Regions from separate parts of the Homo sapiens genome. Here region 2 is linked to region 1. The links are chromatin loops, found by intact Hi-C in ENCODE. Cell type or tissue: Caco-2. All regions are shown on one strand. Each heading gives the region's core, and the rest is flanking DNA. Links, peaks and the distances in the headings are about the cores only.

Evidence for each region. Hi-C counts contacts between places; a loop is a spot of excess contacts. Peaks named below come from ENCODE experiments on the same cell type or tissue, not always from the same donor. Only the 100,000 strongest peaks of a DNase experiment are listed, where the experiment ranks them.
Region 2: a loop joins it to region 1, with 2.3 times the contacts of the local background. A loop is called at or near these places in 7 of 110 quality-filtered maps.

What each region holds. Positions count from the first base shown.
Region 1 is chr2:37,631,590-37,647,511 of GRCh38, reverse strand. It overlaps CDC42EP3 (CDC42 effector protein 3), which reads left to right. Exons shown (of 2, transcript NM_006449.5): 2 at 690-5,568. The coding sequence starts at 925. The coding sequence ends at 1,689. Among named protein-coding and RNA genes, the nearest start is that of CDC42EP3, 32 kb to the left of the region's middle. RefSeq lists enhancers at 11,619-11,848, 13,381-13,450, 13,471-13,670. In Caco-2, for the core only: no CTCF peak of the experiment used is centred there; a DNase peak (open chromatin) is centred at 9,305.
Region 2 is chr2:37,529,218-37,545,139 of GRCh38, reverse strand. No RefSeq gene overlaps it. Among named protein-coding and RNA genes, the nearest start is that of LINC03063, 25 kb to the left of the region's middle. RefSeq lists an enhancer at 8,690-8,929. In Caco-2, for the core only: a CTCF peak has its summit at 8,766 (motif pointing right); a DNase peak (open chromatin) is centred at 9,049; H3K4me3 peaks cover 766 bases.

The DNA of each region.
Region 1 (15,922 bases), core at 5,267-13,266:
ATTTCCTCCCATCTCAGAATGACTTCAAATCCTGACATCCTCGACAGCCCAATACTTTGCCACAACCTGATTACAACTCTAGCTCTCTTATTTACTGGCTATATGTTATTGAGAAAAGGTAACTTTCTAGGGGAAGGGCTTATCCTGAATCTCCGTTTTCTTATCTGTAAGAATGTATTCCACTAACATTTTTAGGACAGTAGCATATAATAGTTATTGTCACTTATTAAATAATTCCAGCACCTTTCCTTTAGGACTGTTCATTTTATTGCATTAACTTATGTACATATGGAACTCAACAATGAAATATTAGTGTTGCTAGTATGCACATCAAAGCAAAAGGAAAATGTATTTTAAAACAAATCCAGTTGTATTTAAGGAGCTGAAATCACTGATCCTATGCTTACAGCAATTCTTAGAGGAAAATGACTAAAACCATAGACATGTCCAGAAGATGTGCCCATGGCTATGTCTAAAAAGTACTGGTGTCATAGATATGGGGTTTTTAGGTCTTTCTCTTTCCTGTTTTCTCTAAGATGAAAATTTTTATCCACTTACTGGAGGGAAACAATAAGTTCAGCATTAGTTGAAACTGGCCCTGCCATTATTTACAGGCTCTTGTGAAAAGGGAGGCCCTAGGGCACCCAAAAGGGTCTTTAGCTTATAACCTGCTTTGGTTTCTTCTGCAGGTTTGTCCTGGTTGTGGTCAAGACTGGATGATGTAACTGGCTCTCTAGGAAGCCTCACTTGGCCGTAACCTCAGGAAGGTTCTCTTTGACCCCATCTCATTTCGAAGCCACTTCTGAAGCCACTTGAGAAAAATGATGTGACAGTTCCTATCAAAAAGGATTCAGAAACATATACCATCTGTGAAGAAAGTGGCCCTTTCTCCCGCTTGCAAAATAGACATTCTCAAATTCCAAAATGCCAGCCAAGACCCCAATTTACCTGAAAGCAGCCAATAACAAGAAAGGAAAGAAATTTAAACTGAGGGACATTCTGTCTCCTGATATGATCAGTCCCCCGCTTGGAGACTTTCGCCACACCATCCACATTGGCAAAGAGGGCCAGCACGATGTCTTTGGAGATATTTCCTTTCTTCAAGGGAACTACGAGCTTTTACCTGGAAACCAGGAGAAAGCACACCTGGGCCAGTTCCCTGGGCATAATGAGTTCTTCCGGGCCAACAGCACCTCGGACTCTGTGTTCACAGAAACGCCCTCCCCGGTGCTCAAAAATGCCATCTCCCTCCCGACCATTGGAGGATCCCAAGCTCTCATGTTGCCCTTATTGTCACCAGTGACATTTAATTCCAAACAGGAGTCCTTCGGGCCAGCAAAGCTGCCCAGGCTTAGCTGCGAGCCCGTCATGGAGGAAAAAGCTCAGGAGAAAAGCAGTCTGTTGGAGAATGGGACAGTCCACCAGGGAGACACCTCGTGGGGCTCCAGCGGTTCTGCATCTCAGTCCAGCCAAGGCAGAGACAGCCACTCCTCCAGCCTGTCCGAACAGTACCCCGACTGGCCAGCCGAGGACATGTTTGACCATCCCACCCCATGCGAGCTCATCAAGGGAAAGACTAAGTCAGAGGAGTCCCTCTCTGACCTTACAGGTTCCCTCCTCTCCCTGCAGCTTGATCTTGGGCCCTCACTTTTGGATGAGGTGCTGAATGTAATGGATAAAAATAAGTAACAAGATGCCAACTTTTTTCCTTTGGGGTAAAAGGTACAAAAACAAACTAACCACAGTTGAAGAGAAGGGCTTCCGGAGCTGTATTTGCAGTTTTGTGTTGGGTTTTCTAAAATAATATTCTTACAAAGTATTTTTTTACCTGTTATGCCCTGTTTGCAAAAACAATTTAGAAAAAAACAACAAAGCAAAACCTATCTTGGCAAAAAAAGGAAGTGAGTCAGAGCCCATTTTCAGGAGGCATTGGTGATGTTCGGCTCACATATTGTTTGCAGACACACAAGAAATCTGGCTTGGCCAGGATTGGCACTAGCTATGAAGGGCTGAGCGAGTCACATTAAGGAACTTCACGGAACTTTATAGCACTCCGACATTTTCTGAGCAAGAGGAAGTCAAAATTTATTTAACACCTAAGCCTTTTTGTAGACTCTTTTCTATATATTGCTTAGGCTCACCATAGCGAATTCTCCAGTGTTAAAACTTTTCTGTTTTCACATTTGAACTTTATGGGTTTTGGGGATTTTCTTGTAGTTCTTATATATCCCTATATATTATATCTATATTGCAAAATTTTGACTGTCAGCTACATGTTGGTAAGACACAGGCAAAGTATTACTGTAACTAAGTTATTTTTAAAGTTAAAATATATTTTTACGTGCCTTTGGCTTTTTATTGCAGAGTCTACATTTTATAGATTCTACATCAGATGTTGTCACTTATTTCCATTGGGATTCCATTGTAAGCTGTGTATGTGCGTGTTTGGAAAAGTGTATTCATACTTAGTTTTTTTTTCTTCATCTGTTATCATACTTTTAACAGCAACCAATAACGGATTGTAAAGTGTAAAGGCACAGGTTACTCATGATGCTTCTGCAGAGACTGTGGGCTACACCACATATGTTATTTGGAAATATAGGTATTTTAGTACAGTACATACTTGCATTACATAGGTACTTCAAGCAACACAATAAAAAGTAAATGATAAAGTGAACTTGCTTGTTTATAGTAATAAACAAGACCATAAGAGAATAAGTATAGCTAGAGAAATTGCTTCTCTGAAATGTACATGAGCCCTTAAGGTAAGAGATGATTTCCATCTACTCTCATTTTGATTACTTCCTTATGGTTTGAGAGGCTAGAAACTGAGCCTCTCTACTTTTGGAAAAATGAACATGTGAGGTCAGATTTTTTTTTTTTTTTTTAAGTCAGCACTGATGCCACCCTCTCAGTGGTCATTTCTGAGCATCTTCCTGACTTGAACACCTTCTACAGCAAACTCTTGCAAGTCCAGTTTCATCCCTGTAAGGCAAATGTCTTTTCACGCAGAAAGTGCCATATAGACGAGATAAAGGCAGCTAAAACGAGGGCAGTAGAGAGCACTTACCCGACCCCAAGGTGCCAGAGATGCCCTGAGGATGGTGGTTAAGGAAACAGGAGCAGGAAATGTACACACAGATTCCTGTCCCTTTGCCAACTACTCCTTCCCCATCAAAGAAAAACACTTGCACACAGTAACTACCAGCTCCTTCTCTCAAACTTGTATTTCTCCTGGAAATGTATCTCAGAAATGACCTCCTCTCCCAACCACTTCAACGATTCTTTCTTTGGGTTTGGGGTTCTTGCAGTTCTATCATCTAAAATAACCTTTGGACTGCAGGTAAAATGCAATTAGGACAACTAACCAAGTAGACGAAACAAGTTCCCCTAGGCAGGGGTGTCCAATATTTTAGCTTCCCTGGACCGCATTGGAAGAATTTTCTTGGGCCACATGTAAAACACACTAACACTAACCATAGTTGATGAGCTTAAAAAAATAAAAATAGAAAATTGCAAAAAAAAAAAAAAAAAAAAATCTCAGACTGTTTTAAGAAAGTTTAAAAATTTGTGTTGGACTTCATGCGGGCCACAGGTTGGACAAGCTTGCCCTAGGGCATTGTGTGCTTTCCGTAACTTCTCAGTTGTATTTCGTTATCCATGACTCTCCAGTGTTTTTTCTGTTGGACCACACCCGTCACAGTTCACAGTTCCAAAGAGAAATTTCCCAGCCTATTCTAAATCTTGTTAATGACGAAGAGTCCAATGTATCTCATTATTTGTAGCCAATTTTAGACTCTTTTCAATACCTCCCCCCCATTTTAATTAGTATTGATCATATTCAGTCTTTCATTTTACTCTTCATCTGTAGCGTGACCTCAAGGTAAAGATGAAACTATTTCATGAAAAGGGGAGGAGTATGGCTGTGCATTAGCTCTACTCCCTCTCTGGTAAGTACTGGGGAGAGAACAGCCCTGCCAGTACTGGGTTTGATAGATTCTAAATATTAATCACACATCCTGCCTACAGTTAGCCATTTTAGTTTCTGGGAGTTCTTTCATGTACATTTTCTTCCATTAATTGAATTAGGTATAATTGAGATGGCAATAAATATGCCCGTATTAGAAAGAGGAAACAAAGCTACATGCGGCTTATGATTTTGTTGAGTCACTTCTCCCGAGGCAGCCTTTCCAATGCCTGGTCCCTTCCCCTGAGAGCAGGTGGACTGCTGGTGGTGGCTTTCTTTCCTGCAGAGAGGCACTTTAGACCCATACCTGCTGTGAGCTGAATTGATGTTCTCATCCTGTGAACCTTCTCCCACTTTAACCTAATTTATCTTTACTTGTTTAAAGATAAGGAAACCCAAGATGTACTTTATTTGCAAACTCAAAGCAAATGGCGAGCCACCTGTGACCCAGTAACCAGAAAAGAAACCATGCCATTTGTATAAGTAGAGACACTTCTTGTTGAGGTAGGCAAGGCTCTTGTGAGCGATTTTTTTCCCCTAGTGAGACCTAACAAAAGACAAGCTATATCATTTCTGCCTGAAATTATCTGCTTGAAAAGATCAAAATATCAGGATACTTAGCTCTTCACAAATATGAAGTCATTATCACATTTCACTGAGCCAGAAATCACTGTTAACAGCACACACAAAAGACTACACTGGTTGAACAGCAAAGAGAAACCCGGGTCTCCAGAATCACAGTTTAGTCCTTCTATATTACTGCAAGTGACCTGTTTTTTCTGAAGGCTCCCCGCAAATGAAGTCCTGGAATGGAAAAAATCCATAAGTCCATAAATTAACTTGATAAATATTTTAGAACAGACAAAAGAAAATATTGAGTGATGTAGTTCTAATCCTCCTAATATGGAACCTGGCAAGACTGAATCATTTTACTGTGAAATATATAAACACAATAGAATGAGCCAACATGATGGTTTCTCTCCAGTAAGAGTTTTTCTTTTGGAAATGAGGTTAACCTAGCCCCAAATCTAGCAATTCTCATAAAATCCGATTTTAGAATTAGCCTCCCAGATTAATCTGAATGATTGACTTATTTTTTCTTAGGCAAGTCAGTAAGCCACCCACTAGACAGCCATATCCAGCAAAATAAGAGAAGTTTCCAGATGCCAAATGATAAGCCACCATCAACCCAGCGGGGAAGCCTTCTGGTTGGTTTGGCTGTATGAGATTCAGGAAGGCCAGAATACCCAAAATTATTCACACGACGTTAACTTATTGGTACTGGCTAAGCAATACATGTATTTCCTAAAGGAGGAGATGGTCTTTTGGTTGATTTATGGACACACTTGTTTCATCTGACTGTAAATATATTGCATGCTTTATTCTGATGGTGCACTATTTCATCCAGCAAGCTTTTCATCTGAGAATGTTTAATGTTGACCTTATTCTTAGAGCAAGTAGATCTAAATATTTTTCAGCTGAGTTATTAGGGAGTCATTATTCTGTGGTACAATGCTGCAAAAAGCATCATGTGGAAGAATGGGAACTATGCTTACTTTATGAAGTGATGTATAACACAATGAAATCTGTTTTACAACTACTGTGCTGCATTTAATTATCTTCCATTTTTGCTGTTAAAAAAAAAAAATCCGTTAATGATGTCACTTCCATTGGCTCCCGGGAGATCAGTAATCCATCCTCTGAAGGTCAGCCAAATTTCCCTCATGGAAAACAGATCGACACGGGTGATAGATAAAAACATCTGCCCAAAGCAAAGCCATCGTGCAGAATAGAGTTAATATTCCAGAGACTCATCACGCAGACAGAGATGTCTGCCATACATCAAAATGAGCAAAGCTGAGTCAGTGAAGTGGGTATTATGCTCACCATGAAGTGATTATTGGAGTGTGTCACAAAATATGCACGTGATTCATTGCCAAAAGGGTCACTGGGGGAAAAAAGAGCTTTGAGTTCTGGGGAGGGAGAGACCTGGGGCAGTTTTGTGGAAGAGAAGGACCCAAAAGGTACCTTGAGGGTCTGCTGAGATCATTTTAGGGAGAGGGGGCATTCTTGGAAGGGAAAGAATATGATGAGCTAACCAAAGGATACACTCACATCCTAGTAGTGCTTCTATTCAAAACAGTCCAGAAACAGGGATTGGAGTAAAAAATGCCCACTTCTAGGTCTGCAAGATTGGGATCCACTCCTGAGAAGACTCCAGTAGAAGAAGATTCTAGAATCAGACTGCTGAACAGGTGGTTCCCAGGATAGATATTTATATAAAATTAGCCAGCATTTTGTGAAAGCTCATGCCCAGTCTATAGTGCCCATTCAGAGACCTGAAGGCCAGAGTAGGGACACCTCAATAGTGAGGTTGACGTGAGGTGCTCAGGGAAAGTCATTTACGAAGGTGAAGGAAGTGAGAGGGGCTAAGTGTCTCCTGAAACAACTCCAGATGAAGCAAGCTGGTATTGCAGTCCCTGGGCTGAACACACTGGGCAGTTGTCCCACCAGCTATATCCCCGGGAACTTTTTCTTTGAGACAGAGTCTCACTGTCACCCAAGCTGGAGTGCAGTAGCGCAATCTCGGCTCACTGCAACCTCCACCTCCTGGTTTCAACTGATTCTCCTACCTCAGCTTCCCAAGTAGCTGGGACTACAGGTGCTCACCACCATGCCTGGCTAATTTTTGTATTTAGTAGAGGTAGGGTTTCACCATGTTGGCCAGGCTGGTCTCAAACTCCTGACCTCAAATGATCCACTCACCTTGGCCTCCCAAAGTGCTGGGATTACAGGCGTGAGCCACTGTGCCCAGCCCCAGGAACTTTTTTTTTTTTTTTTTTTTTGAGACGGAATCTCCCTCTGTCACCCAGGCTGGAGTGCAGTGGCGCCATCTCGATTCACTGCAAGCTCCGCCTCCCAGGTTCACGCCATTCTCCTGCCTCAGCCTCCCTAGTAACTGGGACTACAGGTGCCCACCACCACGCCCAGCTAATTTTTTTTGTATTTTTAGTAGAGACAGGGTTTCACCTTGTTAGCCAGGATGGTCTTGATCTCCTGAACTCGTGATCCTCCCTCCTCGGAACTCCTTTCAATCCATCTTTTCCCAGGCTGGCTTACACTTTGAGTATCCCCAGGATTAAGGAAGAAAGCTCCCCAGGAAACAGAATCCAAATGTCATTGAAGAGTCTCCTGGGTCATTAGAACCCAAGAGAGCCAGGAGTTATGGCTTACAAAGTAGGAAAAACAATTCAATTGAGTAGAAACAAACAGCCCTGGAAGTTCTCTCAAACTCCTTGAAGTCCAGACTCATAGAACTGAGGCTCAGAGAGGAGCAGAAGCCCCAGACTTCCGAGGACCTGCCTCTTCCCAGAGGTGACGTGTGGACTGTCCACCCCTCAGGGAAACTCACAGTCTCTCCCAGGGTGAGTCCTTACCCTACAAGGCACATCAGCAAGATGGTCATTATCAGCATAACACATGGTCCCCAACGTTTGCACCCCAAATACCCACAAAAGTACAGATGGTTCCCGACTTAGGATGGTTCTTAATTGAAAACACATTTTCTACTTACATTTTTTAACTTACAATGGGCTTATCAGGACGTAACCCCCATCATAAGTCAAGGATCATCTGTAGTGAAAAGATTCTTTCATTACATTTGGGTCTCGAAAATCCCAACAAAGAAACCCTTTGAGGTACTGTGTCCATAGAAAATTCCCATCTTTAAGTCCCAGGAAATGTGCATTAAAACTCCAAAGGATGTCATCCTTATACCCATGGGCAGCATTGTTACAAGTGAAATAGGCAGAACTTGTGTGACCCTAGAAAAACAGTACTGCTCAAAACAATTTCTTCTACACTCAGCTGCCCCAGGGCTAGAAAAATCTACCCTTGGAGATGGGTTCCTTTTTAGGTGAGGCTTTTTCTATTAGGCATGGAGTCCCCTTAGAATAATTCCAGGAGTAACAACATCTGCAAGCCACCAACAGTGAAAAGTGAACTCACTTATCAGATGCCCACTGTGGGAGCACAAGTCTCTAGCAACTGGCCTGGGACCAGGTAGCAAGAGAGACCAGGAAAAACATGAAGAGTGAGTTCATGTAATGCATAATTTTGCCTGGGACCAAAGAAAAATGGGCAGTGATGAGCTTTTCTGAGAGATTTACCTGAGAGCAAATGTGGCCTTCACCAGAAGAGATAATGAAGGTTATTGTTGGCCGGTCTCCCTAGTGCCAGAAGATCACTTGTAATTAAACCTAATTTTGAATCAACCAAATTAGATGGTACAGGAGATTAATATAAAACTCTCCATAACTGACATGTTTCCATACACCCTACAGGCCAGAAGGCTTCAAGACAGTAATGCCTTCGATGCCAAATGCTCATGTTTCTAAGTCACTGTCTGGTCTTTCCTCTGCCTCATCCCCCACTCTTAACAGTAGCATCTTAATGACATGATTGCATTGAGGAGATTATTATTTTCTCCTGACATCTCCTTTATAAGTTCTTTCTGCGTTGTAAGGTAAACCATTAGCAATGCCCCAGAAACAGATGAAACTTCAAAAGGCTTGAAACGACATTAAAAATTACATATTGAGTTTTTCAGAATAAGCAGTAATGTTCAGACACAACTTTGTACCGTAAGCAGGGGCATTGTTAAAAGTAGGAAAAGGAAATTGGTAATTATCTTCCAAACCTGACTCCCATTTCATGAAAATGAAATTGGGATGGGACTAGAAGCAAGAAACAAAACACCTGTGGTGCTCTGGAAGATTTTTCCACCATAAATGGCAAGAAGGAAGAACAGACAAACACAATCTTAGATTAGCAGCCAATAAAGTCCTCCCATCCTAGTACCAGATCATGGCTCCTATGACTAAATAAAGCACTATTTGTGAAGCTTCAGTAATCGCCCTCTTTTTAAAAAAAAAATATAAAGAGGTAGGTTCACCGTTGATTAAAATTGCTCATTTTCAATACATCTGGCACTCTGGACTTCACAAACATGTTGACTATTCATCAGGTACCTTAGGTAACTGAGAGGAAAAATTGTAAAAGTGTCACGATAGCAAAACACAAGAAGCAGACCTGGTTGTATAAGTCCAGGGAAAATGGGACCTTCTTACCAGAGCCCACACTCCTGAAGACTCTTCTAACCAGAAGTAAACAAAGTATTCAAAGTGAAATGGCTTCCGGGAGTGGGATGCCCACCCCTCTTAACCAGCCATGAGATAAAAATGCATGGGAGAAACTTCTTCCAACCCCTGGATCATCTGAAACCTCACCTCCCCAGGGAGACTCCTTGGCTCCCTAGTCCCCAGCCCCTCCCCTCAGGCGAAGGTCATGTGGGAGGACAGAGCCAAGGCTCTAGATTATGGTATGAAGGGTGTGATCTTGTCTGAACACACCCAGCAAAAACATCTTTGTGTCTCCTGCCCTTGCAACAAGGGCTCTTTTTGTAGGTCAGCTGTTAAACATCAAATGATACATCATTTGTTTAAACATCAAATGATATATTATGAACAATACTCCTGTGGCTGGTGGAATAATGGCCCCCAAGATAGGAGATTCTAATGTCTGGAACTTATAAATGTCACCTTATTTGGTAAAAGGGGCCTTACAGATATGATTAAGTTAAGGATCTTGAGATGGGGCATTAGTCTGGATTATCTGGGTGGACCCTAAATGCAATCACGATTGTCCCTATAAGAGAGAGGCAAAGGGAAATTTGACCAGAAGAGGAGTAGACAATGTGACCACAGAGGATGGATTGATGCATCCAGAAATCAAGGAATGCTGCCAGCCACCAAAAAGTGAAAAAGGCAAGGGACAGATTTCCCCCTAGAGCCTCTGGAGGGAGTACAGCCTTGCTGACAGCTTGATTTCGGCCCAGTGACACCGATTTCAGACTTCTGGCCTCTAGAACTGTGAGACAATAAATTTCTGTTGTTTATAGCCACCAAGTTTTTAGTAATTTGCTAAAGCAATTATAGGAAACTGATGCAATACCCAAGCACTGGAGAGAATACAGAAAAATGGAAAACGTTAAGGATAATGAGGTGGACTGAACTGTGTTCCCTTAAAATTCATATGTTGAAGCCCTAACCCTCAGTGTGACTATATTTGGAGCTAAAGCCTTTGAAGAAGTAATTAAGGCTGAATGAGCTCATAAGGGTGGGACCCTAATTGGATAGGACTCACGTCCTTATAAAAAGGGGAAGAGACATTAGGGATGCACACACACAGATGAAAGGCCATGGGAGGACACAACAAGAAGGTGGCCATCTGCAAGCCAAAGAAAGAGGTCTCAGGAGAAACCAAACCTGCTGGCACCTTGATCTTGATCTCCAAAACTGTGAGACAATTAGTTTCTGTTGTTTAAGTCACGCAGTTCATGGTACTGGCAACTGCAGCCCTAGCCAACTAATACAGAGGGTTAACAGGGAAGACCCCCTTGAAGAGTTAGGTTCTTTAAGGAGATAAGGCCAGGATGACCCCACTTCCCAGGACTTTAGTCTTCCCTTAAGGAGTTTACACTGATTTAGTGGTGCTCTGGCTGGTGACAAGGAAGAGGAGAACATTCCAGGCAAAGGATCAGCAGGAGAAAAGTCTAGCCCTGCATTAACATTACAAGAAAGCATCTCCCACTACCAGAGCACAAGAGAAAGCTGCTTTCATGTGGCACAGGTTCAAGCAGGGTAACAGTGTCTAATCAGACACAGGTGTGTTGCCTGAGCCCAGAGGCTAAGTAGACTACCTTTAGGAGGGTCACTGTCACTCACAGTTGATCACTGGGGCATAACTTTAATCAAGCGTATGCATGGTGGGCAGACTTAGGGGAGACGGGGGGAAATAAAATATTTAAAACATGTTTTGAGGCTTGTTTCCAGCCCCAGACAGCATTTGATATGGGCAGAGGCCAGATTCAATCCCTGTCATCCAGATAACAACAAAAGAGAGGCAGAAAAGACTGTAGAGAGGATGCTTCATTGTTGCTAGGGAGATTGTCTTCCAGGAGCTCTTTGCCTAAGAAGTGTTTCTTCCACACAGATGCCAGGCAAAGTTAAATAGGCCTTCCCAGTATGCAGAGGGCAAATTGAACAAGAGGCCAGAGAGTTTGCTGAGACCCAACAGTGATGCGGGGGGCGTTTAAATACCATTCAGGAAGCCAAGTGACAGAGAGACAGCCAATGTGCTGGAGGTGGGGCCCCATCAGGCAGTGCTTCCCATATCATGACAAAGAAAATTATGACATTGGGACAGCACCATGGGGAAATGAAAGGGCTGTTGTGGCTGGCCTGGGCCCCACCTACCTGCCACAGGTGCTGAGGGTACAATGCCTCAGTGTCCTCATAGCACATTTGACACCTAAGGTTTGTATTGTGGGAAGCCTCTCCTCAGAGTACATCATCTCACTGGCCCCTGGCTATTTACGGGACTACCCTGTAGCTCTCCTGAGGGCTCCGAGTCCTCTCTGAAGGCACAAGTGGGTGAAGGAGTGGGGATACCAAATGTCGCACCATGTGAGACATGACTGCCCTGGTGGCAGTGGGGGTGGCAGTGAGTGGGGCACAGCAAATCCTCCACCTCTAACAGGGGTGATGTGGTTTGGCTACATCCCCAGCCAAATCTCATCTTGAATTGTAGTTCCCGTAATCCCCACGTGTCATGGGAGGGACCCAGCAGGAGATAATTGAATCATGGGGGCAGTTACCCTCATGTTGTTCTCATGATAGTGAGTTCTCACAAGATCTGATGTTTTTATATAAGGGGTTTTCCCCCTTTGCACTTCTCTCTCCTGCTGCCACGTGAAGGACATGTTTGCTTCCGCTTCTGCCATGACCATAAGTTTCCTGAGGCAACCCCAGTCCTGCAGAACTATGAGTCAATTCAACCTCTTTCCTTTATAAATTACCCAGTCTCGGGTATTGCTTCATAGCAGTATGAGAACAGACTGACACAAGAGGTGAATAAACCCAGAGCAAACCCAGAAAGGCCTGGGAGCCCCAGGAGCCAACTGGTGATTTAAGAAAGAGCAGAAGTGTTCAGTGTGACAGAGATAAGAGAAGGAGTAGAACTGAGACTCTGCCTCTGACTACATGACAACAGTCTTTACCAGTCTCACTGACTGGGGGCTTCTGCAGAGAATATGCTCGAGTCCCTACCTCTGAAAAACAAACACAGCCCTGCCTCAAAAACGTGAGCCACTTCCACAACCTCGAAAGGGGCATTTACACCAATGTCTCCATTTGCTCACCTCACATTCACTGAGTCACTTTCCTCCAGATCTACTGCCACCGTTCACTGAAGCTGCGCTCAGCAGTCACCAATGAACCACCTTCCTAAAGTCACAGATGTTCCCCACCCTACCTCCCTTTCTTCTCTTCTCTGCAGCACTTGACTCTCCAGGGCACTGCTGCTCCTCTCACTCCCTTCTCTCTGGTTTTCCTTCTCTCCCACCAACTACACCACTGTGAATCCTTCCCGGTTCTTCTTCGACTACTGACCCCATTGCTACCACGCACCCTAGGGTCATTCTCATTCTTCTGTTTGGTGATGTCTTGTTTCAGAGCTTCAACTGCCATCTATTTTCTGATGACTCCCACATCTCTATCTCCTGCCCAAATACAACTCCTGGGCTTCAGACCTGAATATCCAGATGAGCCCTGGACATCTCTGCTTGTTTGGCCTGCCAGAACCCCAAATTTACCATATTTCAAATCAAGTTCACCACCAACAAAAATATGCTTCCATCCTCCTTCTCCTGTGCTTGTGAGTGACAATACCATCCAGCCAGCTTCTCAGGACAAAACCCGGGAAGTGACTCCTTTTTCCACACAACCCTCTTCTTTTGCCTCCTAAATATTTCTCATGTCCAATCTCTTTTCTCCAATCCCACTGCCACTGACTCCATTCAGGCCCTCATCATACCTTGCTTCTATTATATAGCAACAGCTTCCTAACTATTTCACTGTCTTTAGAATGACCCCTGCCAATGTTTTTCCTTTTTAATTTTGAGTGATGGGCTCTAAAAATATTTTTTAGATACTATATTTTAAAAAATATTTTAAGCTTCTCTAACTGAACATCTAAACCCATAAAGTCCCTAATTAACAACCTTCAGAAACTCTCCTTTACCATACAAAGCCCAAATTCCTAAACAGGTATACAAGGCCCTCCATGAACTGTTTGTGCTAGTGGCACAACCTGGATGTAAAATCCAATGAATAAATGAAAGTCAAATACTCACTCTGCCCAACACCCTAATATGAATTAGGAATTCAATTCCACAAAGAAGGTGGAATTGAATCTATGCTGCTAAGGGTAAAGTGGGTTAGCTGTATTAGTCTGTTCTCATGCTGCTAATGGAGCAACATAACAGAGACTAGATAGTTGATTAAATATACAGGAAAGAGGTTTAATTGACTCACACTTCTGCAGGGCTGGGGAGGCCTCAGGAAAGAGAATCACGGCAGAAATGGAAGCAAACACACCCTTCTTCACATGGTGGCAGCAAGAAGAAGTGCAGAGAGAAGGAGGGGAAAAGCCCCTATAAAACCATCAGATCTCATGAGAACTTACTATCACGAGAACAGCATGCAGGTAAACACCACCATGATTCGATTACCTCCCACTGGGTCCCTCCCATGACACATGGGGATTATGGGAACTACAATTCAAGATAAGATTTGGGTAGGGACACGGTCAAACCATATCAGAGGAGGAAAGAAGATAAGCATCCTTGCTCCTGATTGGGGCACTTCATTCAGAACTTCTTCCTTTAAAATGCAACTTTCTTAGAACAGAGATCACTTCTCTCTTTTTCCTTCCTGGCAGCTGATAGGATAAGATTGGATGGAGGCCTCCTTATGGTTGGAAAGCGGCATCCTCTTTTTTCCCTCTGTTAGAAAACCAAGCAGGAACCAGGTAGAGTCCAGGAGAGAACATCCAAAGATGGATGTCATCTCAATTGCTTCCGAGTTCAGAGGAGGCAAAGGGTTCTTACATCTTGCCCACAGATTGACCCAAGTTCATGACCTGGAACAGGCACTTTTGTGAGGTGTCAAGGACAAAGCCCTAGCTGGTAATAAACAGCATGTTCTTATCCTGGAGTATTCCTCAGGAAATTACTGTGGTAGCAGGAAACCAGACAGGATTTGGGTTTTTAAAACCTTGCCTATCTTATCTTTGTAGATGTGACTAACTAGTAGGTCTTCAAACTGCCCCCAAGTAGGCATAAACCTTTGGGTCACCCAACATTATACTGGCTCTCCTAAAAAAAAAACATGTTATGTAGCCCTAATAACCTAGAGCTCCATGGGGACTGATCTCAGTGCAGTTACAGTGAAAAAACAAACAAATCAAGATGTAGCAACAAAGAAGAATTAAAGCATTTAGAATATTTATATTCTTCTCTTAAAGAACTCCAAAGAAAATCCAATTCATAATCCATAGCTCTGCTAGAATTTTCCTGGGGGGTATGGGGAAGAAGAGGAAGAGGGGCTATGAAGACTTATGCATTAATCTTTTTTATCTATTGTATTGCATAATAAATTTGTCTATAATCACAAAGAAGGTCTTTGCCTTAAGTCCTTATTCCCTCTCACAGTTATTGTAAGAGCCTCTGATTCCAATAGTGCCCACTCTTAAGTCACCACCCTGACTAAAGGTCCTTATGAGGTCTCCATAGCTAGGAGACAAAGTCCAAACAAAGTCTTGAAAATGGCACTCAAGTCCCTTCGCCTTCTGGCCTCAATCTACACATCCCACGTTACTTATGCCACCAGCCACACACATTTAGCTTCCCCCTCATTTACCATTGCAGAACTCCCCAAATACCCGTCTTTTCAGCCTTTCTGTCTTTGCATGAACTCCTTTTTTACTAACCCGTTAAAACCTCTGTCACCTTCTCTGTGAAGCCTGTGTTAGAATCAGTTGTTCTCTCCTCTTGGGCTGCACTGCACTTTGCAGAGGTCCCACTATTCAGTGGGTCCCCCACAGTGATACAATCAAGTCCATCCTCCTGGTGAGAGGGCACATTCCTCCAACCTGACTCCCAGCCCAGCACAGAAGCTATTGCTGAATGAAGGATGAAAGAATGAATAAACAGATAAAAAGCAGAGACTAAAATTAATGCTTACCAAAAACTAATTTTTTTTATTAGTCCACAAGAAATGGCTTATCAGTAGTCTTTACCAGGTACAAGAAATGCCATAAATTCTGAAAAAGAGTTTTGAGAAAAGAACAAAGTACTATATATTTTGCCAGTGTATTAAAATGATAGAGACTAATAGGACTGAAACATTTTTAAGAAATATATACTTACAAATATGTCTATGGATCTGGATTATTTTTCCATATTTACAAGTTTTAGTTATTTACCTTATAAAAGAAAATAGCCCTATAGAAAGTTATTATCATTTGCTTCAATAAGATACAGCCATTATAGGCTTTTAAAATGTTGTTTGCTTAAAGGACGAGAATGTGATTTGGCTCCTGCAAGCACTTAAGAGTTCTGAACAAGCCTAAACAAACATTTTTAATCAGTGTTAGTGCTTTAAGAAATTTTTAATCTGCCACTTAAGAGACACTAATGTACAAATTGGCAAAAAAGAAAATAAAAACCTGTCACCTTTCCCACACATTATCTAAATGTGCTAAAGCAAATGCATTTCAGATACCCTGCCCTGCTGTGCATGAACACATAATAGGATAGGACGTCATCAGTGACTGAGCGTATCTCCTAATTGGTGTCATCAGCTATTTCTAGGACAGCCAAATAGTGTCAGAGATAAAGAAATATAAATTATCTGTGAAAACAAAGAGGTACGACATGTAAAAATTGGATGTAGTACCTCCTGATCCAAAACAAAAAAATGGATCTTAGGCTACCCAAATATTTTTAAATGATATAAAATGTTATTTTAGGTCAATAGCTTTCTATAGTCAGAA
Region 2 (15,922 bases), core at 3,873-11,872, 100 kb after region 1:
TATGCCAGACAGAGATGGTCTACATAAGAATCCATAAATATAGCAGACACAAACTAATCAGATGACCTACTCTGCAACTTGGGAAGTGACAGCTATCCTTTAGGTTCTCCATCCCTGTGTGACACATTCCTGCAGGAAGATGGCCACACACCCTAGGCAGGATTCTATTTCTTCTAGTCAGGATTATTCAAGCAGAAATCCTCTTAAACAAGTGGTTTTCAACTGGGGTGACTTTGCTCCCAGGGGATATTTGGCAATGTCTGGAAACATTTTTCATTGTCATGGGGAGAAAAAGGCAGTATGCTACTGGTGTATAGTGGGTAGAGGCCAGAAATGCTGTTAAACATCCTACAAGGCACAGGACAACACCCTTGCAACAAACGATTATCTTGCCCAAAATGTCAATAGTGCTGAGGTTGAGAAACCCTATCTGAAACCAATGGCTGGATACAGAAACAATTATGGAGCAAGCCTTTGGCACCATCTCAAAGGGGACAGGACAAACCTTGCCAGATTCTGAAACTCTATTCATGCAAGGGTAGAGACAGTGTCTTTAAAGTATTTTAGCCAATCTACATATATTGAATACTTTTAATTTCACCAGTAAGCCCCCTTTTCCATCATTTGTTATGCTAATTAACAAGTCACCAGTTTCACCAATTAAAAAAAAATTTTGACATTAGTGTGCTAGTTAGTAAAGCTTCATTGTTGATTAAGTTATGGATAGCAGCAGGCATGGGAATAGATTTAGAAAGTAGGAAATAATTTAGCCAAAATGTCAGGCCCCTGCAGGGAGGTCTCAGAACATAAGACTAGAGAGGTAGAATAGAGCAAGAAAAGGAGGACTTTAAATGTGCTCCTGGATCGCTTTTGCAGGAATTCTCCATAGAGACCATGAGCATGCAGTCAGCATTAAGTATTAAGTGCGGTTAACACTTCCCTTTCTGGCTCACTCGGATGGGTTTGAAATGACAGCAGAAAGAGGCACATTTTGCCCCATGTCATCATCCTGACTAGAATTAGACATATCTCCCTTACTTTTATAGAGCCGAATGATTCATTTCCTAAGTAGTTTATGTGATACTCTATTCTTTATTTGGCCAAATTCTACCTGAAGGGCTTCAAGAAAACATACATTTTCTAAATCACTAAAAATTTTATGCATTCTTCTATAGAACAAGCATTGAGTTTTACATATCCTGTAAAGGAAAAAGAGACAAAATGTGTATTTCTGTATTTAGACATGTAGGTATTACATTATAAATATATAAATGCTAAATATATACATTTTAGCTTATTTTTCTAAGTTGATAATAAAGGGACCAAAGCTGGTTATTAAATAAAGTTATTTAATCAGGGTTGGAAAACTAGCATAGAAGAATGAAAGTTTGGAACACATAAACAGTTTCTGAAAGTCAGACAAGAAATATGCTTCACATAAAAGTTGAAATTGATTGATATTACTTAATCAGAAAAAATCAGAACTTTCTAGCACATAAACTTACTAATCACTTTGTAAATAAGGGCTATAAATCATATACAACCTAGGGAATAAAAGTGAAATCATTCTGTTACAATTCAAATATATATCAGTGGGGAAGATTTTTAAAAGCCTTATACTAAACATTATTGTTTTCTCTAAGAATGAGAATGGTATCACTTATTTAAAAAAAAAATTTTAAGACAATGTATTCAAAAGCCAGACCAAATGAAGATTATAAAAACATTTTCAAAAGTTATAATTCATAAACACCATTGAGGATTTAGTGAGCTACAATTAAAGTGATTAAACAATTTAAAGAGTTTACTGAGGAATGCACCAAACGATTAAATACATTTTATGTGCTTCATAAACACCTGAGGCTACTCTATAGCATTCACTAATGAAGAAATAAATTCTGATCATTCCATTATGATAATTATAATGACTGAACATAAGAGATGGTATATACAAAATGGAGACAAGGGTTCTCTAAGGAACACAGATATTATTTTTTTAAGAATAATCATTTAACAAATAGGTGGTGCTTACTCTCAAAGCCTTTCACAAATATTGACTCATTCATTCTTCATAATCACTTGATTATGTAAAACACTATTATTATTTCCTTCTTAAAGATAAGAAAATCAAGGTTAAGTAAATTGTCTAAGGTCACAGAAAAAAGTTGTCACAAATCTCTGAGAAGCATTAAGTAGCTAAGAGTTCTAGAAAACGTCAAACTATGTTTAGATTAAGAAGAACATAATAGGTCTTCAATCTACTAGAGAATATATTTTAATGTAAACAGATTACGTAAGAAGACAATTACTTCATTCACTTTGGCTTTATCTTTTCCATCAAGAATGATCTTCCATCTGACAGAGCGAACAAACATAATTAGTAGGGAACTGAAGACCTAGATGCAAGGTAAATTTGAAAGGAAGCACCTAATCATGCTAAATGGAATCAGTTTTCTACACCCAGGTTAATTCCATTTCAGTAGGCTAAAATAACACTCAGGTGTGATTTTGATAACCCTGAGAAATCCTGAAGAGTAAGACATGAAGAACAAAGCGAAGATGAGCAGATGTCCTGACTTTCAAAAACAAGGAAAAAGTACTATTGCATCTTAGTAACTAACCTGGTAAATGTTAGTAAACAGGATCCATAAACAGAAGTTTATGAGCACTCAGAAAGGACACAGTGCCAGAAATCAGCAAGAGTTTCCGAAGAAAAAGACATGCCAAACTAACCTCTTTCCTATTAGGATCAGGGAAATAGAGGCAGGTCTTATGTATCCATGATCCCTACCTATGTCACTTAGGAGAGGAAATGTCTTGGAAAAGATAAGTGATGTATTCCATGGCATGTCATGAGCAAACAGCAAGGGTATCTTCCCACCTGCCTTTCTGATTGGAAAGTCAGATTTCTAAACTAGGTCATATTGCTTGAAAATTTCCTCCCACACTTGTAGCCCTCCAAATAGCCAAATTCAACATGATAGCCAATACAAGGAAAAATCAAGCTTGTGTGGGTGAGTAGGGGGAACAAGAGATAACAGGTGGTGTAGTCAGCACAAAGCAATATATTTTCTCCAAATAAATACAACCCCAGAATTTGGGGAACAATCGAGAGGGTGATAGTCTGTAAAACTAAAGCTAGTAGAACCAACTTAAAAATAAAATGTAATCTGCTGAAGAACTTCATCCAAATAAAGTTTGCAAATGTGTTTTTTTAAAAAAATCTAAAGAGAGTCTCAAAACTGATTAAGAAGCCAAAATGTCTCACACATAATCAAGGTTACCTGCTGATATCACTAATGGAAAGAAAGAGGCGATCAAATTAAATTTATTATCATCTGATGGAGGAAATTATGAGTTAACAGAAGGGTGGCAAGCCACATGGTGTCGAGAGAAAACAGAGCCAGAGAATAAGGATTTGGCTGGGTTTATCCAACATGGTCCAAAGTAGAGCGATATTGTCTCTGGCACTGACGACAATTTTTTGATAATATTTTGATGACTCTCCCTCTAGTCTTTTTTGTAAAGCATATTGCAAATACTTACATAATATTATCCTTTTGCTTAGCCTTACAATATAAGCATTTTCCCATATTATTAAAAACTGCTCACAGAAAGAATCGTATTGGCATAATATTCCTTGATGTAGAGATGCTATAATTTATTCAACTATTGCCTAATTTCTTAGTCGTTTGTAATTTTTTTATGATTGCCAATATTCTGCAAAAAATGCAAAACATTTGCTTGCTTTGTATTATTTTCTCAGGATAATTTCTGGAAATCAAATTACAGGGCCAACGGATACTGACATTTTAAAGCTCCTGACAAATATTACCAAACTGCTTTCCTCTGCTTTCTCTCTCATCGGTATCATTAGTCTTCAAAATGATTAAATCTTTGATAATTTGGAAGGTAAAATTATACCTCATTTTAATTCTTATCACTTAATGAGGCTGAACATTTTTCCATGTTTATTTGCCATTTGATTTTTCTCTTTTGCAAATTGTGTGTTTATGCCTTCTGTCTAGTTAGTTTTAGCAATTTTTCTTATGAATTTAAATGACCTCTATTTGGTAAAGAAATTAAGCACTTATTTGTCACACATATTGCCAATTATTTTTACCAGTTTTTCCTCTTAATTGCATAAGCTGTTTATGTTTTATATTTCTACATAATGAAAACATTTTTCTTTTCCTATGTTATCTCTTCTATGACTTTTTAATTTAAAAGCTGTCCTAATCCTCAGATTTAAAATATTCTAGTCTAGATTTGTTACAGTTTTTAAAGTAATAATGAATTCACATAGGCTGTATTTTGAGACATGGTATGAAATGCAGATCTGAATCTTTTTTTTCTACTTTCTTGTATTTTTAGCAATGTAGTAGGTGTATGCAAGTAGCATTTACAAATAAGTCCTCTTCGCCTTTATGATTTGTGATGTTTCCTTAAGAATATATTCAGCTCTTTTGCATAACAGACAAAAGGGAGCTAGCTATTCTTTCCTGTCCATCTTTCAATTTACTTTATACTGGCCTTATACTGTTTTAATTATTAGAGAATTTTAATAAAATAAATAGGGCTATAAACTCTCCATTTTCAAAAAGTTTGTTTATTGTCTCTAGTTGGTTATTCCAATTAACCTTTGAAATAACTTTTCAGGTTCAAAAAATCCAAATGGAATATTAATCATACTCTGCTTCATAAGAATTAGTATTGAAATACCAATAGTATATATTGGAAGAAAAATAATTCTCAGTGTTCTTCCTGAAACCATCAAATTACCTTGGTTTTGAGGCTTTGTCCAATAAAAACTTTTGACTATGAACTAGTTTCCAGAATGCCTTGATGTTAGTAAAATGATGCTCTAAAAAGTAGACCTAAGTGAGCGTACTTCCTGAAAAAAAAGTATTGCCTATTAAAAATAAATACATATACATTCTAGCTAATCAAAATATTGTAAGGCTTTTTACCAAATAAGAAAAACAGCAAATATTGTTTTTTCTTAACTGAAAAGATAAAAAGCTGAGAATCGGCTGGGCATGGTGGGTCACACCTGTAACCCCAGCACTTTGGGAGTCTGAGGCAGGCAGATCACGAGGTCAAGAGATCGAGACCATCCTGGCCAACATGGTGAAACCTCGTCTCTACTAAAAATACAAAAATTAGCTGGATGTGGTGGCAAGCACCTGTAATCCCAGCTACTCAGGAGGCTGAGGCAAGAGAATCACTTGAACCCAGGAGGTGGAGGTTGCAGCGAGCCGAGATCATGCCACTGCACTCCAGCCTGGCGACAGAGTGAGACTCCATAATAAGCTGAGAATCAGAACTTTAATCAGTGTTGATCCCACCAACCTTCCAAATTGTAAGTATGGCCTAAAGTAGTTAGCTATTCTGTGTTATTCTCTGGAGTAAAAGAACAAAAAGATTGAAAAAGATATTTAAAGTTCAACTCATGATTTACAATCCATCCTATCATTGAAACTCCTCGACAACATCCCTGTCAAGTGGTATTTAGATAATGCTTAATATAATAATAGAAAGCTCACTACCTCCTGAGATTGTTCATTTTAGAAAGCTCTGATTTTTAGAAATTCTTACATAGAACAAAATTAATGTCCTGTAACTTCCCAGGTGTATTAGTCTGTTCTCGCACTGCTAATGAAGACATATCCGACACTGGGTAATTTATAAAGGAAAGAGGTTTAATTGACTCACAGTTCCACATGACTGGGGAGGTCTCACAATCATGGCAGAAGGCAAGTGAGGAGCAAAGTCATGTCTTACACGGTGGCCAGCAAGAGAGCGTGTGCAGGGGAGCTGCCCTTTTATAAAACCATCAGTTATTGGGACAGTTATTCCCTATCAGGAGAACAGCATGGGGAAAACCCACCCCCATGATCCAATTACCTCCCACCGAGTCCCTCCCATGACATCTGGGAATTATGGGAGCTATAATTAAAGATAAGATTTGGGTGGGGACACAGCCAAACCGTAACACCAGGAAACAAATTCTAATCCTTATGCTACCTAAAAATGCATCATACATTTGAATCTTTCATTCTCCAGGCTAAGCATATTCAATACTTTACTAAATGTGTCATCCATGATGAAGCTTCTAATCTTATCATTAGTTTATCTAGCAACCCTAACTAGTTTCTCTAATTTTATTGGGTTGGGGGATTAGACCTTTTTAATATCGCCTTTAAAACACGGCACCAGAACTGACAACAACAACCCAGTTGAATTGGAGAATCCCATTCACATAACCCAAGGACAATATGCTCTGAAATAAAACAGTTGAAAGTATGTTTAGCTGGACTTTTTGTTGTGTTGTGCTAAAACTGGAGACTGGAACTCATAACTGAAAACAAGAGTCCCCCATTCTAGAGTTACCAAATATAAGCGTCCAATACCAAGCCTCCCTCACCCCTTCTTCTCAAGGACTTCAGAGAGGCAAAGAGACACCAAAGAGGCTTTGGGGAATACAACCAAGTGGGCTGAGGAAGACTTAAAAGCTCAAGCAAAAGCTGAATCCCCCTCTCAAGAAATTGTGATTGTGGGGGCCCCAGCCATGATCTCCACGGAAAACCAGCTTTGGAACAAGTTCCACTTATAAAAAGCAAAACCACCAGAGAAAAGATGGTATCCACACTATCCAGGGGAAAAGAAAAACAACATTTTCCCTTTTATTGTAGTCTTCCCTCTTCACATAAGAGCTGAGCTATTGTAGCCTAGAAGAGGAAGGCAGAGGAGGTGGCCCTGACAGAGATTGGGCCAATGCTGGAATGCCACGAGGAGGGAGTGAGCAGAGCATGGCCCCATACCCAGGCCAGCCCTAGGAACCATGGGCAAAGCCTGCACTGGGAGGAGGCAGCGAGGGGAGACTTTCACAGGACTGAGATTGGAGCTTTTACAAAATATAACTGGAAAGTTACAGAATTTGCCTAAGATATCATCAAATGATGGGAAAAGAAATTCAGTGGAGTATGGATGAAGTCAGTGCCAGAACAAAATCATTTTGTATTTATATTCCATTGAGGGGCGATTTCTCAATCAACCAGTTATAAAGCCACATCTTGTTTTGCTTTGATATTTCAAGGAGAATATAGGAAAATACTAAGGCTGATGAGGACCAATTCCAAGTGGCTCCATGATAATTCATTTTCCCCTGTACAATTCTTGAAATTAACTAGATATCTATTGTGTTCCAAGATACTCTTAAACGAGGCCCCGAACACCTACAGTTTGAAACAGCATCTGTACAGCTCCTAGCACCAACTCAGCATAGTTGTTTTACTGCCAAAAATACTCCGCTTAAAGAACGTGAAGCAGAGTGGAGAAAACTCTTTATACTTCAGGACAACTTTGGGTTCTCCTAATAGCAATTGTTTGATATCAAAAGTTCTGATTTTTCAACTAATCTAAATACTAAATATTCCATGCTCCACCAGTGCTATCTTTTATATATCATACCATTCTACATTTTGAGTCCTTTGTCTCAATTGTTTTCTCTGCCTTCAGAGTCTGCCTTCGCATTCTGTATGGAGCTCTCTGAGTCTTCTTTCAAGACTATATCAAATGGTATCATCAGCCCCAATCTCTCGTCTGGCTAGTTGTTTCCACAGGCCTTTCCCAATACCTCTGTTAGCACTTAACCCACCACTGCATATCACTCTATCTGGTTCTCTTTTTTTTTTTTCTTTTTGGTGATTTTTATAAAGACAGGGTCTCACTCTGTCGCTCAGGCTGGAGTGCAGTAGTGCAATCGTAGCTCACTGCAGCCTCGACCTCCCAAACTCAGCCAATCCTCCCACCTCAGCCTCCCAAGTAGCTGGGACTACAGGCAGATGCCCCTTTCTATATTTTGACTGTGAGCTCTACTGGTTAGGGCTTTTTTATTACAAGTCACAGAAATTCAATTCAAAACAGCTTAAGCGAAAAAAAATTATAAACAAATAAATGGAGGAAGTTGTTATTGATTCACATACCTGGGAAGGATGGGGGCAAATGTGGCCTAGGGAACACCAGAATTCATGGACTCAAGCCATCTTCTCAGGTCTCCTACTCCATCTGTCTCTCATCTTGTTTTTCTCTGCTCAGCTTCATTGTCTGCTATGCAAACAGGCTTTCAAAGGATGCAATCACCTGCAGATTGAAAAGCCCATCCTTGCAGTTCAAGATGCAAGAAAAGGAGAATATTTTTCTCTTTCCTAGTGTTCTTTCTAAAATCCCACAGAAGGACTCGGCTTGGCCTGCTTAAATCACATCCCCATCCCTGGACCATTCACTGCAGACAGGAAGTTAGGACTAAAATAATTGGCCTAAGTCCAAATCAGAAAGTTTTCAACGCATCATTTTGTACTTCCAGGAATCTTTTTTCTATTTTCTTCCTAAGGATATTTTAACCAGGCTATTGAGGAAAGTTGTACATAAAAATCTAAAAATGCAAAATAAAATCCACTAGTCAAACTATTCATGGTAACACTTGCTACTGTCTAAACATGGACAAAATTTACATCTAAGATTTCTGGTTCTGGCAATACAGCATAGTAGGGATCCTGACATACAAGGGTGCTAGATAATATATATTTTCTATAAAATAATTTTTTAAAGTTTATTCCAAATTGTTACACAAATCTGTAAGAATGAAAGGAAAATTCACTAAGATCAGGAACAACAGACCAGATAGACAATTGAGAATTGAAACTATGGGCAGTCTGGGTAGGTGTATGAATCCAGAGGAATTAGGTCTTTGGCCTGTAGAGGGCGCTGAAAAAAAAAAACAGCCTTCAAACAGGGCAGGAAGAGGCGCCATAAGTAAGATTACTATATACAAAAAGTGAGACCCAGGAAGAAATATGCCTTCAGAGAAAGGTGGAACAAGGTGGAAGACCCCTTCATGCACAAGCAGACAATAAGGAATATTGCCTAGGACCTGGAGGTGAGGGGAGTTTTGTTTTGTTTTGTTTTTGAGACGGAGTCTCGCTCTGTCGCCTGTGCCGGAGTGCAGTGGTGCAATCTCGGCTCACTGCAAGCTCCGCCTCCCGGATTCACGCCATTCTCCTGCCTCAGCCTCCGGAGTAGATGCGACTACAGGCACCTGCCACTGCGCCCGGCTAATTTTTTGTATTTTTAGTAGAGACGGGGTTTCACAACGTTAGCAAGGATAGTCTCGATCTCCTGACCTCGTGATCCGCCCGCCTCGGCTTCCCAAAGTGCTGGGATTACAGACGTGAGCCACCGCGCCCGGCCGGTTTTGTTTTTTTTTTTTTTTGTCCCCAGTGAATACATGGACACAAGCCAGCCTTCATATACATGTTAGATCTATACTATTTGCAATAATTCTGAAAATTAAAAATAGAGACGTACAATTTAAGATGGACCATGCTTTAATGCCTAATTTAAAATGGACTCAGATTTAATGCCCATAGGTACCTTGCAGAAGCAACAAAAATCCTTCCTAGAAGAATGTATGCCCAAATCCAGCCTCAAAAATTTCCCACTGATAGAATTACAGCCAATATGAGCTTACAATAAAAAATCACAAAACAGAAATAGAAGTAAGACACCATGAGTAAGAGTCAGAGAAAAATAAAACAGGATGAGATATGCAAATTCATTACCTAGTAGAATTATAATACAACATATAAATATGGTTTTAATATTTTAAAAAATAAGAGGGAATTAAAAATATAATGAGAAAAAGCTTCAATACATATCCATACACAGAAGGAATTTCCTGCTTTCTATCATATTTATTACTTCCTTAAAAATGTAATAAATTTGGCTAAACATTATCTTGCTTTATAATAAATTAACGTGAAACAGAATATTGATTTATCTTTTTCTTATAAGATAGAAACTATAGTGACCTACAGCAGTTTAATCTTGACATGATATTTGTCATCTACATGATAAATATATAATTTATTGTTTGGTATACTTTATAAAATATGAAATACAATAAATTTATCACTGTATTGTAATAAAAATGAAATATAACTTTTTATAACATAAAGTAAGTCCAAATTGGTTAATTTATTTAACAAAGGGAACTACCTTTGGCAATTAGGGCAAATGGAAGATGTGTTTCATAAATTGAATAAACTAAATGTTTTCATTCTATATTTCTAAAACATGTGAGAAGTCAAAAGCATTTGAAAAAATACTATATTGGTAAAATTGTATTGAAATGAACAATATTTCTATTTTCCAACACTTTCTAAACATATTGGATTAAAAGGAATGCCTTTAAGAGTACCAGATAAAATTAATAGTCATTTCATACTAGATGAAGACTTCAAGGATAAGCATGATTTTTTAATATTTTCCCAGAAACCAAAAAATGAATAATTCTACTGACTGCATAACACATCCCTTTGATAGACAGGGTTGTTTTAAATTTTTTGCTTTCAACAAAATTAAACCTGAGTTATCGGCTACTAGATCATTAAAAACAATTTTTAATTTTATAGCTACATGGGGATGTATCCTTATGCAATTTTGGTTATATAAGCCAGAAGCAGTCAAAAGATTTGGATGATATTACAATAAGAAAACTTATATTAACACCTACCTGTTTATAAGAACAAGATTTCTTAGCACAGACATTCATAAAAATGAAAAATAGGTACAAAATTAATGCTAAACTCTGGCAGTAAGTCATTTTCATCCAATGAAGTCACAAGCTAAAAAGAGTAAAAGCACTACTCATCTCATTTACATATGCAATTCCAATAAAACTTTGCTTTTTCTTTAGTAGTTATTTATCAGTATTTATGTTCATAGTATTTTGATCAATTGTATACTAATAATACTTGTTATAACTGAATTCAGACCAAAATTTTAACATGGAGAGCTTTCAACTACAGAAAATAAAAGTAATCCTATGATTTCAATTTATATACATATTTTTCTGGCAGAGAACTATGATAGGGTTATGGGGAAAAGGTTTTCAGTAAAAAATAGTTTTTAATAAGATAATATTTTCTGGGTGAAGTGGAAAACTAAGTTAAAGAGAAAAAAGATACAATTACCAAAAGTTAAAAAGGCTTATTCATGTGTTTTTAACTGGAGATAATGAATATCAAATAATTGTGTTACTTAGATTCCACTGAAGACATTTAAAAGAGAAGTGTAATCATTTGCTTTCAAATGTCAGTATTTGTTATATATCAGAAATATATTCTTTAATATGTTTTCAACTTATAGTACAATTTTTCTGATGTTAACTTTAAAATGTGTAAGGGAGGGTGCGTAGATTTTCAAAATTCTTTTGGTTTCGGAGTAAAAATGTAGGAGACTATGGCTTAAGGATTCAAGGCTAGTGCTTCTAAACCACTCCCTGATGAAGGACACTTCTCTTTTTTTCATTTGTTTTTGTTTTTTTAGGGACCACTTCTTAAATTTTCTCAACTTTTGTAGAGTAATAAGTGGTCCATATGCCCATGACTACTTCATAGTCACACCACGTGTCTCATTGTGCAAGTTCCACAACACACGAATTTGTCTAGACCTTGCTCAACAAAACAAATATTTTGTGTTGGCATTAAAATATGTCCACAATTTTTTTGACACTCCTCTCTTCAAAAGGTGGAGACAAACTTCCTTCCCCTTGAGTGGCGACTGCACTTAGTTCCTTGCTTCTAACAAATGGAATATGACAGAAGCCACTGTGCATGACTTCTGAGGCTAGTGAGGCAGGAGAATGGCATGAACCCGGGAGGCGGAGTTTGCAGTGAGCTGAGATTGCGCCACTGCACTCCAGCCTGGGCGACAGAGCGAGACTCCGTCTCAGGAAAAAAAAAAAAAAAAAGCACTCTAGCCTCTTTCTTGTTCTCTCTCTCTCTCTCTCTCTCTCTCTCTCTCTCTCTCTCTCTCTCTCTCTGTCTCACATTACTCACTCTGGAAAAGTCAGCCATCATATTGTGAGAATACTCATGCACCTTAATGGAAGGGTCTATGTAGAAAAGCACTGAGGTCTCCCACCATCTGGCATCTGAATGAGTCACCTTGAAAGTGAACATCCCCTCTGCCCCAGCCCCTCACCTCAACCTACCCTTCAGATGGCTGCAGTCCCAGCCAGCGACTTGACTGAAATCTCAGAAGAGATCCTTAGCCAGAAACAACCAACTAAGCAGATCCTGAATTCCTGAACTACAGAGATTGTGTGAAATCATAAGTTCATTGTTGTTTAAAGCCACTACGTTTTGGGATAAATTCTTTTGCGTCAACAGATCCCTAATATAGCTATTAGCCATGTGCTTGGATGTTCTGACAATGCTCAATCACTACAAAAATTTCTAAACTCTTCATTTCTGTTTCAGTACTTGCCTTTTCAAATACCTGTAACAAACAGTTCCTAGTTTGGCCCAGACTCATGGATCATGCTTGGGACAGCAGTGCCCTTAACATCTTGCTGCCTCAAACACAGTTGGCTATTGCTTCCAAGGTACATCTTCCACTCATACTCCCCAAACAAATGGATTGATTTTCACCTTCTTTCTAAACAGTTGCCCTTGAGTTTGGCAGTAATCCCTGGTCTAGGCAGTTGTGGCCAGGGTTACAAAGTCACGTGGCATGAAGCGTGGAAAGGCTGTATGGAAATCTAAGTGCCATCCAAGGAGGATAGAGCACATGGCAGCCACTTCGATTTTCATGGACTCTCTAATATATTCTTCAAAGGCCCCATGGGTCTTACTTCTTCCGTGAAGTCCCCTAAATCATTTTAATCTGAGTCCAGTCGTGGTTGGGCTTCGTGACCCCTTCCCCCCACACACCTCCAGCCACTGCCCTGCACTTCTGCTAAAGCTGAGCTGCTCTCCACCATACTAGTCACCAATACCAAACTGTAGACTGCCCAGTCTATTGTCCTGGACTGTGATCAGCTCTCTCTTTCCCATTACACTGTAAGCTCCCCACGGGTCTTTATCTCTATATTCCCAGTGCTTAAGTATAGTACCTGGCTGGAATTTACTATAGCATATGTTTGCTTGTTAAAATACAAATGCATTGTTATAAATTGATTCTCTGGATTAAAAAATAATGCATTTTTTAAAGGAAAACTCTGAGAAAATGCTTTTGCCACATGAATTATCATAATACATATACACACATACACTAAACAAGCACCAATGTATATACTTGACACATCTGGATTTTGAAAGCAAAGCACACTAGCTGGAAGCTGTATGGTGTCAGAGTTAGAATAAGTACTTTGGGGGCAGACCTGCCTAAATAAATGTAACCCTGTTACTTAATAGCTCTGTGATTCTATGCAAGATAATTAACATCTCTCTGCCTCAATGCCTTCATTATAAATGGAGATAGTAACAGAACCTAGCTCTAAGGATTAAATCAGTTAATGCATGCATCCGGTGAATGTTAGCCATTATTAGGGGTTCTTCGATCACTTGCATGTAATGAATGTCATTGCCTTCTTGCCTCTGTTTGTGTGTGTCAATTGCAGAGACTACAATTCCTACATCTTTCCATTTTCCTATTGTGCTAATCCAGTCGTCAACTCAAACTGGGATCCGTGGACTATTTGTCTCAGAATCATCTATGGGCATTGTTTAACAAGCTAATTTTTTTTTTTTTTTTTTTTTTTTTGGAGACAGAGTCTCACTCTGTTGCCCAGGCTGGAGTGCAGTGGCACAATCTCAGCTCACTGCAACCTCTGCTTCCCAGGTCAAGCAATTCTGCTGTCTCAGCCTCCCCGGTAGCTGGGACTACAGGTGCACACCACCATGCCCGGCTAATTGTTGTATTTTTTTTTTTTTTTAAGTAGGGACAGGGTTTCACCATAATGTTCAGACTGGTCTCGAACTCCTGACCTCAGGTGATCCACCCACCTCGGCCTCCCAAAGTGCTGGGATTACAGACATGAGCCACCATGCCCAGCCAACATGCTCATTCTTTAACCCTACTCTAGGCCTGAAACAAAATGTCTGCATTTTGAAGCTCAGAAAGCTGCACTACAAATAAACACAGCCTGCCTTAGTTCGTTCAGGTTGCTGTAACAAAATACTTTAGGCAATTGAAAAACAATAGAAATTTATTGCTCACAGGTCTGAAGGCTGGCGAGTCCAAAATCAAGTTATCAGCAAATGTAATGTCTAGTGAAGCCCATTTCTCATAGATGGCAACTTATATGTGTCCTCACATGACAGAAGGGGCAAGCAGGCCTCCTCAATCCTCTTTTATAAGGGTATTGATCCCATCCATGAGGGCAGAGCCCTCATGACCTAATCACCTTCTAAGACCCACCTTTTATTACCACCACAATGGGGATTAGGTTTCAGCATGAATTTTGGAGGGACACAAATATTCAATCCATACCACCACCCAAGGAATTATGATGTAGTCTATGAATTTTGAGGAAACACTCCATAAATATGTCCACAGGGGTGTATTCAGCAGCTCCACAGGTAAAGCAAAGGCAAAGATTGGAGGCTCCAAAGGCTTTACAAATCAGCCACAGCCATTCTCTGCAGATTTCTGCACATGCATGTGTCACTATATAGCAAACAAGTGTCAGAAAGGTAAAGCTGCTGTCGTGTAATTTTAATACAACACGGTGGCTATAATATTGCCTATGAAGAGAAATAAAAACACATAGTCTATTCAGGGATGATTTTGTCCTACAGTCAGAGAAATATAAAGGATCTACTGAAATAAAATGCTGAAACACTCAGCTTTGGTCATGTTGAATATTTACATGTTCATAACTTTAAGAAAAAAATTATGTGGTCACATATTCCCCAGAGCAGGTTGGCCTTGTCAGATTCTTGTAGGTCGCCACTCTAGCACTATGGACTTTAGAAAGTGCAATCACATTGCTGTGCCACATCTGCAAGAAATTGAAAACAAATTGCAGCAGAATTTATGTTGCAAGGTAGCAGTTTCCAGCTGCACATCATTTGTTTTCTTTTGTTTAAAATAGTTCTAAATTGCATGCCAGCTACTGTAGGCTCCAGATTCTATTAATGAGGGATGGAAAACTAAAGCAGCTGCTTGTCCTCTGAAAGCTTGTGCCAGGGAGCTTCTAAAACCCTGCCATGGGTCTCTGCAGTCCCATCAGAGGCTTCCAGCTAATGGGGTGGTTTTTCTAAGACAGTGCTTCTCAAGGTGTAATCCAAGAATGACTTGCTCAGAGATCACTTGGGAAGCTTATTTAAAAGCAGTTTTCTACCCCCAGCCCTGAACTCACTAAATCTGTTCTCCAGGGGTGAGTGCAAACATCTGCATTTTAAGCACATTCTTTTTTTTTTAATTGCAAATGTATTTATTACACTTTACAGATAAGTTATATATACACACAAATATAATTTTAACTGTAAAATCACAACAAACTAGTTACATTTAAATCCTTGGCTCTGTAGAAGACAATTTAGAAGTCTTCTAGTCCCCTAACTTTACCTTCCTTAAATTATAAAAAAAAAAAAAATCTGACAGTTTTAACTTCAAGTTAAAGTTGAAGGGGTGATATCACATTTCATCACTCAGAAATGGAAATTTTACCTGTCTATACAAAGCCTTTCACATGCTACAGTGACACTTAAAGTACCATTACAAGACTTTAAATGTGTAAAATATTTAATTAAAACCTTCAAGGATTTTCTTTAAGATTGTGGGTGTTTAACTTGGTTCTAATAACTAGAATGGGGAATGAAACTAACAAACTTGTTTTTTTCTCCTTCAGTCCAATTTTAAAATAGTCCGTTCTGTACTTCTCATCACCATCTGATCTCTTCTAAAGGAGGAGAATATATGGAAGAGTCCTTAACCAAGCTTTTACTCATTTGGTAGTGAGGTTGGAATCCCATGGGAAACAATTTTCCAAAATCCAATAAAAGATGTCCCATTATTTTCAAATACGCAGAGGTGCTAGATTTCAGAAACGCAAAACACAACATAAGTA